Regions from separate parts of the Mus musculus genome. Here region 2 is linked to region 1. A link is a loop called in an ENCODE intact Hi-C map of the cell type or tissue named here. Cell type or tissue: heart. All regions are shown on one strand. Links, peaks and the distances in the headings refer to the core of each region. The heading gives the core; the rest is flanking DNA. Region 1 overlaps Akap12 (A kinase (PRKA) anchor protein (gravin) 12). Region 2 holds the start of Rmnd1 (required for meiotic nuclear division 1 homolog).

What was found. A loop is a pair of places that touch in the nucleus more often than their neighbours do. Peaks named below come from ENCODE experiments on the same cell type or tissue, not always from the same donor. Only the 100,000 strongest peaks of a DNase experiment are listed, where the experiment ranks them.
Region 2: it touches region 1 in a loop (3-fold over the local background); 1 of 42 quality-filtered maps calls a loop at or near these places.

Annotation. Positions count from the first base shown.
Region 1 is chr10:4,331,252-4,336,623 of GRCm38, forward strand. The region is part of intron 2 of Akap12 (A kinase (PRKA) anchor protein (gravin) 12); the gene reads left to right. Among named protein-coding and RNA genes, the nearest start is that of Gm40592, 23 kb to the left of the region's middle. In heart, for the core only: a CTCF peak has its summit at 2,330 (motif pointing left); DNase peaks (open chromatin) are centred at 2,170 and 3,230; H3K4me3 peaks cover 2,893 bases; H3K27ac peaks cover 2,719 bases.
Region 2 is chr10:4,430,218-4,435,589 of GRCm38, forward strand. It overlaps Rmnd1 (required for meiotic nuclear division 1 homolog), which reads right to left and starts at 2,171. Exons shown (of 13, transcript NM_025343.6): 1 at 2,049-2,171. It overlaps Armt1 (acidic residue methyltransferase 1), which reads left to right and starts at 2,388. Exons shown (of 5, transcript NM_024261.2): 1 at 2,388-2,494; 2 at 4,611-4,716. The coding sequence starts at 2,454. In heart, for the core only: CTCF peaks have their summits at 904 and 3,325; DNase peaks (open chromatin) are centred at 334, 754, 2,124 and 2,454; H3K4me3 peaks cover 2,906 bases; H3K27ac peaks cover 2,477 bases.

The DNA of each region.
Region 1 (5,372 bases), core at 268-5,267:
GTGGTCATGAGCCACCATCTAGGTTCTGGAATTGAACCTTGGTCCTTCCAAAGAACAGCCAGTATTCTTAACCCCTGAGCTATCTCAACAACCCCCTCTTTTCAAACTATGTGTATATTTGTGGATATGTGCATATGTAAGTGTGCGTTTCCTCCAAAGTACAGAAGAGGATATCAGATCCCCTGGAACTGGAGTTACGGTTGTTATAGTTATGGTTGTAAGCCACCTAAGATAGGTGCTGGAAGGCAGATCTCTCAGTTCGAGGCCAGCCTGGTCTACATAGTGAGTTCCAGGACAACCAGGGCTACACAGCCCTGTCTCAAAAAAACAAAATAAAAATGAAAATAAAATAAAATAAAATAAAATAAAAAAGACAGAGTTATTTTTTGACGGGCAGTGGTGGCACTTGAGAGGCAGAGGCAGGTGGATCTCTGAGTTCGAGGCCAGCCTGGTCTACAAAGTGAGTTCCAGGACAGCCAGGGCTAGACAGAGAAACCCTGTGTGTGTGGGGGGGGGGGAGCAGAGAAAAAAGATGGGTGCTGGATGCAAGAACAACATCCTCTTTTAATGACTCAGCTACCATCCCGCTAGCCCCACATTTGCATCTCTTGTCTGTTTCTTTCTTTCTTTGCTTATTTGAAATGTGGTCCAATAGTTTAGCTGGCCTGAGGGTAGCCTTGAACTCCTGATCTTCCTCTATTACCTAAGTGCTGCTATTACAGGTGTGTGCTGTTATGTGCATCTCTGTATATCTTAAAGAAGTTATATGCTGTACTCAGATTGTTTGTCCTGTTACTGTAATTTTTATTTTTTGGGAGAGACTCATGTAGCCCAGGCTGGCCTCAAAGTCATTATGTAGCTGAGGCTAGCCTTCTGTCCACAGTGATGGAATTACACAAGTACACCATTCCTGGCTGTCTGCTTTCCTTGCTGAGACTGTGTTATTACAAAGTTCTTAAGATGTCCGTAGAAATCTTTCCTTGTTAACTAGCATTTCTGGTTAGCATCTCTAGCTCTCCTTTGCTGTCTTGGGCCTCTGAACATGAACATGAACTGTAAGTAACAGTAGCTATGAGGAGCCCACCCCTGAGTTCCCAAATCACTCTTTCCAGACATTGCCCCAGGATGCTGCTTCTTTGTATTCAACATTAGGGAGTCCCTATTCTTCTCTTAGGCTAGCTCTATCCTTGTATCCCCAGGGGTTGCCACTCTCAACTAAGTATCCTAAGGCCATAATATCTGATTAGCGCCCAGTGGATTTCAGCACAACAAAAGTGGAGCATGACCTTGGCAAATATTTATTGACTAGATCATGCAGATTTAAGAAAACACCCCCTAGCAATCTTCCGCCAAGTGATGGGCATATATTCTGTCATCTTTGTTTTAGGTGGTGATGCCTGGCTCTAAAACGTCTCCTTTCACGCGAGTGGAAAGGAGTAATGTCAAGGGAACGGTGCCTGCCCTTGCAGTGACCCCTCTGTCTGACCTTTCCTTCTGCCTCTGTCCTGATTGATGGTTTTCCATTTTAAGGCCAGCCCCAGAGGAACTTGCTGATGGTCACGGCTATATATACTCCCTGTTCTTCATTACACAGGGAGGTAGTGATTCCAGATAACTGTGTGCTGGGAGGGTCAGCCTCTAGCACAGCATCCATTGTGCTGTCTTTGAGCCTTAGCTGCCTCACTTTGAACCTCATTTGAGGAGTGTATTGTCACCTGTGTTATGAAAGCAAAGATCTTGCCTTACTTAGCCTTTTCTTAAAAGAGTGTTTTGTCTGCTTTGTATCTGGTGAATTTTCCCCTTAGCTATCAAAGTGGCGTCGCTGTTGTTAGAATTTGGGGTCAGAAGGGAAGGTGTTGGTGATGCAGTTATGTAAACCCGAATCCACAGAGGAGTGGGGTGACTGCCATGTGCTGTCTACAACTGAATACTGGGAAGTGGTTCTGTATTCTTAGTTCCCTGGGCCTTCAGGGATCCTGGGACACTGTGGGGGAAGTGTCTAGTTTAATGTGGACCACTGACCCTGCATATAGGGCTTCTTATCCATGATCTACACACAGGGAATAGATGGTGGGAAGAGAGATGTCTGGGTTGTCTGAAACCCCACCTATTGGGAATGCAGAGGGCAAATGTCTGCTCCCAGATCTTAACCAACCAGGATAAGACCCATTGCCTGGCTTGCCGAGACTCAAAGCCAGGTTGGGCGTTGGCTGGGAAGCCTTTCTGGATCTTTGTAATGCTGATATGTGTAACCATTGTCTGATTGCCCAGGAGTTGTCCCTTTTTCGCTCTTTCTGGGCTGGAATGTGGTGCATTGTGCCTCCTGGTGGCAAGAAGCAGCAACCATCGTGGATGTCTGAAATCTTTCTTTCAAAAAAAATTTTTTTAATCCCCTTTTTATGTCGCTTGTCTCTGTCTACTCTTTTTCCCGCACCGATCTCCCCGCTCCAGTTCCCTAAGTAGTCATGAACAAGGCCTTCAAGTCTGACGAGAAGAGCAATAATATAACCTTTTATTTTGGGGTGGGGAGAGGTGGTTCGCTCCAACAGGCCAGTTGGACCTATCCTAACTGAAGATCCAGCTCATTTATTACTTGTGTCTTTGTAGAGAAACAATCTCAAGATTAACAGAAAAGAAATATTGGGCTGCCTGGATTTTTAATGCAGCTGTTTTATTTGCTATACGCTTGTAACAGGAGGAGAGTGTTGGTGAAGTTTCAACCCAATGTTTAGCTCATTTCTACCACGAAAAGTAGAGAGACCCAAAGGTCAGATATTTCTGCTTTTTAGAAAGTTGTCTCGGTTAAATGCTAAAGATAGTTCGCTTTGTGACAACCCTTTGCAAAAGGCCTGGGATCGCAGAGAGTTGTGGGTCTTTACGCTGACCGGAGTGTAGGAAACGGTTGGCAACATACTATGGGCTTTAAAAAGGAAATGCCGCTTTGCACCTCATCCACCTTTAAAAATGGCGTTAAAAATCGGAGAATTTAATATCTGTGCAGTTATTGCCTTTACATAATTTTAAAAGTTTGAGATGCAGGAGTCGGTGCCAGGGATGAAGTCACCGCTTGGATCAAATATTGATGCTCGGGGTCTGGCTCACCCCAGAGACTTAAAACTTTCTCCTGGGTCGCGACAGACCAGGCACAGAGACCAGCCCTGTAAAATGGGGCACGTGACTTCCCCGGGTGGTGCAGCCAAGTCCGGACAGAGGTGTGGGCTGGCTGGCTGTGGGCGGGGCCTACGGCGTGGGCGGGGCCGTCCTATAATTAGCCAGAGAAGCGCTTCTCCAGTGCGCATTGCTGCACCTCCAGGGCTGGAGAGCTTCCTTGATGCTCTGAGGACTGCATTCCTTTTCATCTCACTGGTTAGCCGGGAGTAGACAGAGGAGAAGGAGACTTCCTGCCGTAAGAGGCCGAAAACTGTAACTAAATATGCTGGGGACTATTACCATCACAGGTAAGACTGGTGACTCTTCTTCCTGCTGATGTGACTCTGGAAGAAGAGTCTCAAGAGGTGAGCCGTGTGGCTGGAATTTTATTAGCTTTCAATTATCTCTCCCTACACTTTCACCGGTGTAGGGAGAGATAATTGAATATGGAGAGCATTCCATAGCCCCTCGGAAACCAATGAACCGCACATTTTATTTTTATTTAAACCAAAATCTTCCTGGAAGCGCTCACGGGACAATGCATCTGGTTGGGAGCCTTATCCGGTCCCCTTAGAGAAGTGGGGGCTGTGCTGTTGAGAGAAGCCACAGCAGCTAGCGAGTTGAATCAGCATCAGATTCACTGTGGATAACCTGCCCTAGTCTAATTTTAAAAGTTCCTATGTCTGAGAAATTGTAAGCGTTCAGTGCTTCCTAGAGCTCATTAAATAAGAACGTTGAGTGAAGTCGTGTATCAGGCTAATATTTTAGTTTAGTTCTGTCATACGTGGTTAGTATTAGCCATAATACTAATACATAATACATAGTTACTAAACCTAAGGGAAGAAATGCCATTTAAGTATTAGTAAAAAAAAAAAAAAAAAAAAAAAAAAAGGTAGTGAAAATAATTATTTTTCCCATGCTTGTTTTCTAGGACTCTACTTGTGTGAGTTGTAATGTTATGCCAACTTCTAGAAGTGGGCAGTCTACGCCAGGCGTTCAGAATGCATTTGCAAATCCACTAACTTGGCGTTTGATAGATAGTCTGAGACTGGCTATATAGGAGAGTGCGTGTTTACGCTCACTTTCCCGTTTACGCTCTTAGAAAATTAAACTCCACTTGCTAACTTACATTTACAAAAGTGGCTCCGATTTAAATATTTAAGATGAATGCTGCCAAATCTGTTGTCTCAAAGTGGGGCGTAGACTTTCCAGGGCTTCCATATTTTTTCTCTGTGTGACTCTTCCCCCCAAAGCCGTGTCTCCCTGTGGAATTTTAAATGACTTCAAAAGTTTAGCAGAGCTAAAAATATCTCTCACTTCCTATAGTTTAGCTTGTTTATGCCGAGGGCTCTTTCATAGTCTGTCCCATCTGTCATGTCTCTAGTCTTTCTACTGCTGGCCAGGGTGGACATTTATGAAACCTACAAATTAAAGACGTTTTAAAAAAATGAATAGCATTCTTCTTCCAAGTTCATTAGGTGTTTTCTTTAAGATTTGTTTGTGATAATGTGTATATGTGTGTGCCAGTCAGTCCGTGTATGAGTACAGGTGCCCTCCAGAGTCAGAGATGTTGGATTCCCCTAGAGCCTATAGTTACAGCTTATAGTTTTAGTTGGGAACTGAACTTCTGGCCTCAGAAAGAGTTGTCTATTCTCTTATTCTCTTAACTGCTGCACCCTCTCTCCAGCCCGAGTCAGGGTGTCTGCATGGATGGATGGATGGATGAACAACACTTTGAATGGGTCCTCTGAGATCTCCCTCTCTCCTGGCATTTTTTTTGTGTGTGTGTGTGTATAAGGTGTTGTGTATTCCATTTTTTATTAATTTGTCTCGTGCTCAGTTTCTTGTGGGAAGGAGGGGGTTCCAGCGGGTAATCCCAGTGGAGCCACAGGCAGAGTATTTAGAAGAACCGTTCAGTTTTTAAGGTACTATTAAGTGGTTGGATCTATGGCTTTCTAGATTATACTTCACACTGTGCATATGGACAGTGTTGCCTGGTTTTATACTTTTTGCCAGTAATCAGAAACTGCACAAGAGACTAGACGTGCTGGTGCAGGATTCAGCACTCGGGGAGGAGGCTAGCTGCGCTCCATGGGTTCAAGACCAGTCTGGTCTATAATAGAGAGGTGTAGGAAGCCTGGTGTGACATGGAGTAACTCTGCCTCAAAAGAAAGGAGGAAATAATGAAAGAATAATGAAAGAAAGAAAGAAAGAGCACAAAT
Region 2 (5,372 bases), core at 308-5,307, 99 kb after region 1:
TCTGTGCGTTACAAGAATGCCTGGTGCTACCGAGGTCAGAAGAGGGCACTGGATGCCCATCAACTCACTGCCCACTCCCTGAAGCAGCTTTTTATTTGGCTTCTAGAATACCACATTGGCCATTTTCCTTCGGTCTTTTTTTGCTGGTTCCTCATCTATTCAAGAATGTGATACATCAGGACTCAGACTCTGGGCCACTTCTCTTCCCAATCAGTCTCCCGGTGACTTTACCCGACCCCGTGTTTCATACGTCATCAGGATGAGTAGCACATATTTATCTCTAAATCCCTCTGAGCACCAACAATGTAACAAGCTCAAAACTGGGCATCTGAAGGCTTCCACAAACCACAGCCTTCCCTATTCAAGTGCCAGTCACATGCTCACATTTGCCTAAGCCCTAAACCCGGAAGTTGCTTCTGCTTTTCTCTTCAGTCCCTATTACTCGTCTGTCAGTAAATCCACTGGCCTTTTCTGACCAGTACCCACCGCAAACACTTTTGCCACCTGTCCCGAGTTTCTGGTTTTTCCCATGATGATTATAATAGCCATTTACCTGTTTATGATGGTTCACCTTTATCTGACTAGCCTCAGAACCACCATGGAGACTCACCGCTATGTCTGTGACAGACTTTCTGGGATAGGTTAACAGGAGGGAAGACCCCCTGAAATATGGATAGGACTATACCATGGGGATGGGTTGCCGGCTTTCACCACTGGACTTTCTAGTGGAGCAATGCATGGCCCCTGCCTGCTCCCGCCTCCATGCCTAATCTGCCATGCAGGACTCTAGATGAGCAGCAAACCCTTCCTCCCTTCAGCTGCTTCTCCTCAGGCAGCTTGTCACATGAAAGGCAACTGGCACACTGGCTCCCTGCCACTGTTTACAGCCTCCTACAGGTCATTCACAATGGACTACAGCAAAAATTCTGAGACCTTAACTAGAATCCTATCCTTTCCCAGAGTCAAATTTGATGATGGCTTTACATTTACAATAAAAGCCAATGCCCCTAAAACGCCCTTCTGAGCCTTCTGCAACACTGCAGCATTCCCTATAGAATGCCTTTGTTCCAGGCCCTCTGGGCCTTTCCACTCACCTGTCCACAAGCTCTCCTCCTAAGGACTTGACTCCCTCAGTGACTTGGTATAATACATATAACCAACACACATCCATCACATCCACTTTGGATTTTCAAGACTGGATTTCTCTGGATAACCTATAATTTCTCTCTTTGACTGGCCTGGAACTTGCTTTGTACACCAGGCTGGCCTCTGCCTCTGGAGTGACAGGATTAATACTTATAACCAACACTCATCCATTCTCTTGCTATTTTTTACTTTGTCCTCATATTTAGCACCACTTACATACCTTGTATTTTTAGCTTTTTAATTCATGCAATGACTACTCCTTACCGTGTGCAGTATGCTAGCTCTGGAAATGAGCAAATAAGGGATAATATATATTAGTTAGCGACAGTGATATCAGAAAGCAATAAAGGAGATTTTTGCCTCTCTTCAAAAGCAGGTTTCTGTGTTTGTCCCCCTATGCTCAGTGACAGTAGTGTCCTTGGGCACAGAGGCGTCAAGTAAATTTTTAAAATGAAACACAAGGGAGCTGCAGTTTTTGAGCATTATCCTTAAGCATAATATGTCCATGTGCCTAAGGATAGCACTAATTGCACTTAGTGTTTTAAGTTGGGAGTGGGACATGGGTAGGCCTAGGCGTTTGACGGCAGGGCTGGGGGTGGTGGTGGACATAACCAAAATATATTGTACATGAGATGCAGAATACCATCAATGAAAAAAGCGGCTGCATCCAGGTTAGATTCAGCGGGTAAGTGGGGCTGACCTTTGGGAGCACTTCTTCCAGTTCCTAAGTTCAAGGTGATTTCATGCACCTTGGCAGCTACTACTATGCCCTGCTTCCAACTCGGCGGGGTCGGGAGTGTTTGGCTTGAGGTGCTTCGGATTCCCGGCTAAATTCCCAGGCCCTGGCCGAAGCCCACACCTCCTCACCAGCTTCTCCGGCTGGGGAAGCGCGAAGCACTGACCTGTGCGCGGAGAGGACGACCGCGACGCCCACGCGCACGCTCCCGCCGCAGGAACCTCTGCGGAAACACACCCCGCCCCGCCCCGCTGCGGCGCAGGCGCACTGCAAGCCCCAGGCCGGCAAGCTGGGACACGTGACCGTCCGAACACGTGACCGCTCCGCGCCCCCCCCCCCCCCTTCCGCTCGGCGGGCTACCGCCTCCGGTCCTCCAGGGCTTCCGCTCGCGTAGCCGGAAGGCCCTTGCGCCCCATGTTCTGACCCTGGCCAGACCACCAAATAAAGTTTCTGAGTTCAAAAGCGCTTAAAAAAAAAAAAAAAAAAAAAAAAAGCTCCAACGCTTCCTTTCTGGAACCGCGGCCGTTGAACCCCGGGCGACGCCAGTTGAGTGGCTTGTGGTGCCGGTGTGATGGCCGAGTCCCCGGCGTTTCTTTCCGCTAAGGACGAGGGGTGCGTCTCGCTTTTTTTTTCTTGCGCTCTTGGGAGAAAAAACCCATGTTGGGTGAGGAAGCTGTGGGCGGTCGGGAGCGCCGGATCCTCAAGCTGAGAGTTCGAGTCCCACCTCGGTGGGAGAGAGCCGGCTCGCTGTGCTGGCCGGCGTCAGGACCTAGCTAGTTCCGCTGTGTACCTTCTTCCTTTCTGTCCCGAATTGAGACGCTGGGGCAGGAGTATTGCTGCGAGTTAAAGCCAGCTTGAGCTCGTAGTGAGTTCGAGCTCACTGTGGGATACATTAGGAAAAAGCTTGTCTCTAACAAGTGAGAAGGAAAGGCGCTGCGGGGGCCAACAATTAGGACTCATACCTACTGCGGTGTGTATTAATGGTATGGGTCAAACTAATAACTCTATATTTAAAAACGTCCTAATTTTGCGTGTGCGCGCACATGCCATTATTCGCGTTAGAGGTCAGAGGACAGCTCTGGAGCCGATTTTGTTCCTTCACCTCTCAGGAGTTCAACGAGAACTCGGTCGCGGGCAGCAGATTTATCATGTGCCTTTACCCACTGAGCCATCTCACTGGCCCCCAAAATAAACATCATTAGAAGTAGTTCTTGCAATTTTCATCTTTAGAGTTTTCCCCCCTATACACACTTCTCATGAAATTTGTTAGGCACAATCGATTCACCAAAACAGCTAATAGCAAAATGGAACAATTAGTGGGACGTTAGTTTACTTTAAATTTAATTAAAATTATTTAAAACTTACAGATCGTTGACTGCTGGAATTTTCCACTTGCAATGTTTTTAAACTGGTTGAGTGCCCCTGGGAAGGCAAACCTGTGGACAAAGGGGGAATTACAATATGCTACAACGCTGAGAGCAAAGTTATAAGTAAGAGCAGAAATAAGCATTGGCTAAGTAGCCAATCTTCTTGTCTGGCTGGATGGTTGGTTTTCTTTTGACACGGAGCTATTGAATTATGTAGTGAAGGATGACCTGGGACTCCCAATACTCCTGCCATTATACTCTGTGTCATTATAGAGGGAGACACCACTAGGCTCCAAATTCATATTTCAAATACTTTATTTTCAAATGATTTAATTAGTTTTTATGTGTTGGGGGAGTGTGGCACTCACCTGTGACATTACCCAGGAATGGACGTCAGAGGACGACTTGTGTAGGGAGTCCCCTTTGTCCTTCTACCATGTGGGTTCCAGGGATCGAACTCAGGAGGTTGTACTTGGTAGCAGGTGCCCTTCCCTGCTGAGGCCTGTCTCCAGCCCCTGGAATAGTTCCTAGGTGCTTAGGTGTGGCCTACCCTGCCCTGTAACTCTAGCTCTAGGGGATCCAGAGCCTCTGGCCCCAGCAGTCACCTGCACATACCCTACCCAGGGAAATGCAAATCAAAACCACTTTGAGATTTTCATTTCATCTTTCTAAGCCAGTGACCTAGGACCAGAGCCTGTTGAATTGCAAGACCTGTCCTTTTTTGAACTTAACCACATTGCTGAAGTCGTTTCTGATTTAGAAAAAGAAATTGAGTAGATGGAAAAGAAAATGATTCAGTCAAGTTCTGGGGCAGAACCCAGTACTACAGTTTGTGCAGTGGTCATGACAGTAGAGTTCCACATTGTCTCGGGTCTTCTGCCTTCTTCCCTCCCATCCTTCATCCAGCCCTCCCTCCCTCCCTCCCTCCCTCCCTCCCTCTCTTCCTCCCTCCCTCTCTCCTCCCTTCCCCCTTCCTCCCTTCCTCCCTTCCTCCCTTCCTCCCTTCCTCCCTTCCTCCCTTCCTCCCTTCCTCCCTTCCTCCCTTCCTCCCTTCCTTCCAGATGAATCTTATCTATCCCAGGATGGCCTTAAACTCCTGCTCCTCTTCCTGCTGTCCTCCTGAGCAGGGGTTCCAGCTGTGTGCCGCTGTGTTTTCTCCTCTTCTGGAGCTTCATTCGTACAAGACAAGTGAGCAGTTTAGGAGTTCAGTCTCATATCTATAAAGCAAATAAAACTGGTGTATTAAAATAGTCATATGAAAAGGAATTTGGACCCAAATGAGGTGTTCCAGAAACTAAAATTGGGCATGCCTTCTAGTGTCAAAGCTACTGAGTAATGCATGATATTGGACTCTCTCCTAGGTCCTTTGCATATCTTACGATTAAGGACAGAACACCGCAGATCTTAACCAAGGTTATTGATACATTGCATCGACATAAAAGTGAATTTTTTGAAAAACATGGAGAGGTAAGAACTATATTTCAGCTTTAATTTTGTGCTAGTTCTTCACAAGAATAACAGTATTTATAGAAGGTTTCCGCTCTCATGTAAAGACTGTTTCTGGCATAAATACTTACCTGCTTTTCTGTGTGTTGAGGTAGCCTCTGGTTGACCTGTGCACTAATAGCTTAGTCTCCCTAGACCTTAGTGGTCATAAATGATGGCCTTGACTTCTCTGAAGAGCTTTTGAGGTGTCACAGCGACCTGTCTGTCTTACAGCATCTGTGTTACTAATTGGAGCCCTTGAGTCCCCTAAGTGCAAACCTCGGGGTGAAGGGCAGTGGGGATTACAGTTGCTTGACAACACAATGTGATTAAACACAGGAAAGACTTTCTGGTTGGGGTAGAGGACGACTTTAAAATTCACCGTGCCTGTTTAATCAACAGGTGAGAAAACAACAACAAGTAAGTAATTACGTTAATGTGGATAAAGCCTTTAAAGCTATGGGACCAGTTATCTCTGGATTGTGCGGCATGCAGTTGTACCTTCTTCCCTTCCTTCTTCCCTCCCTGCCTGCCTTGCTTCCTTCCTGTCCTTTTAATTTAAGACAAGGTTTTGAGTACCTAAAGATCTTGAACACGTGGATTACAGTTGTGAGCCACCATATGCAGATTGTACACTG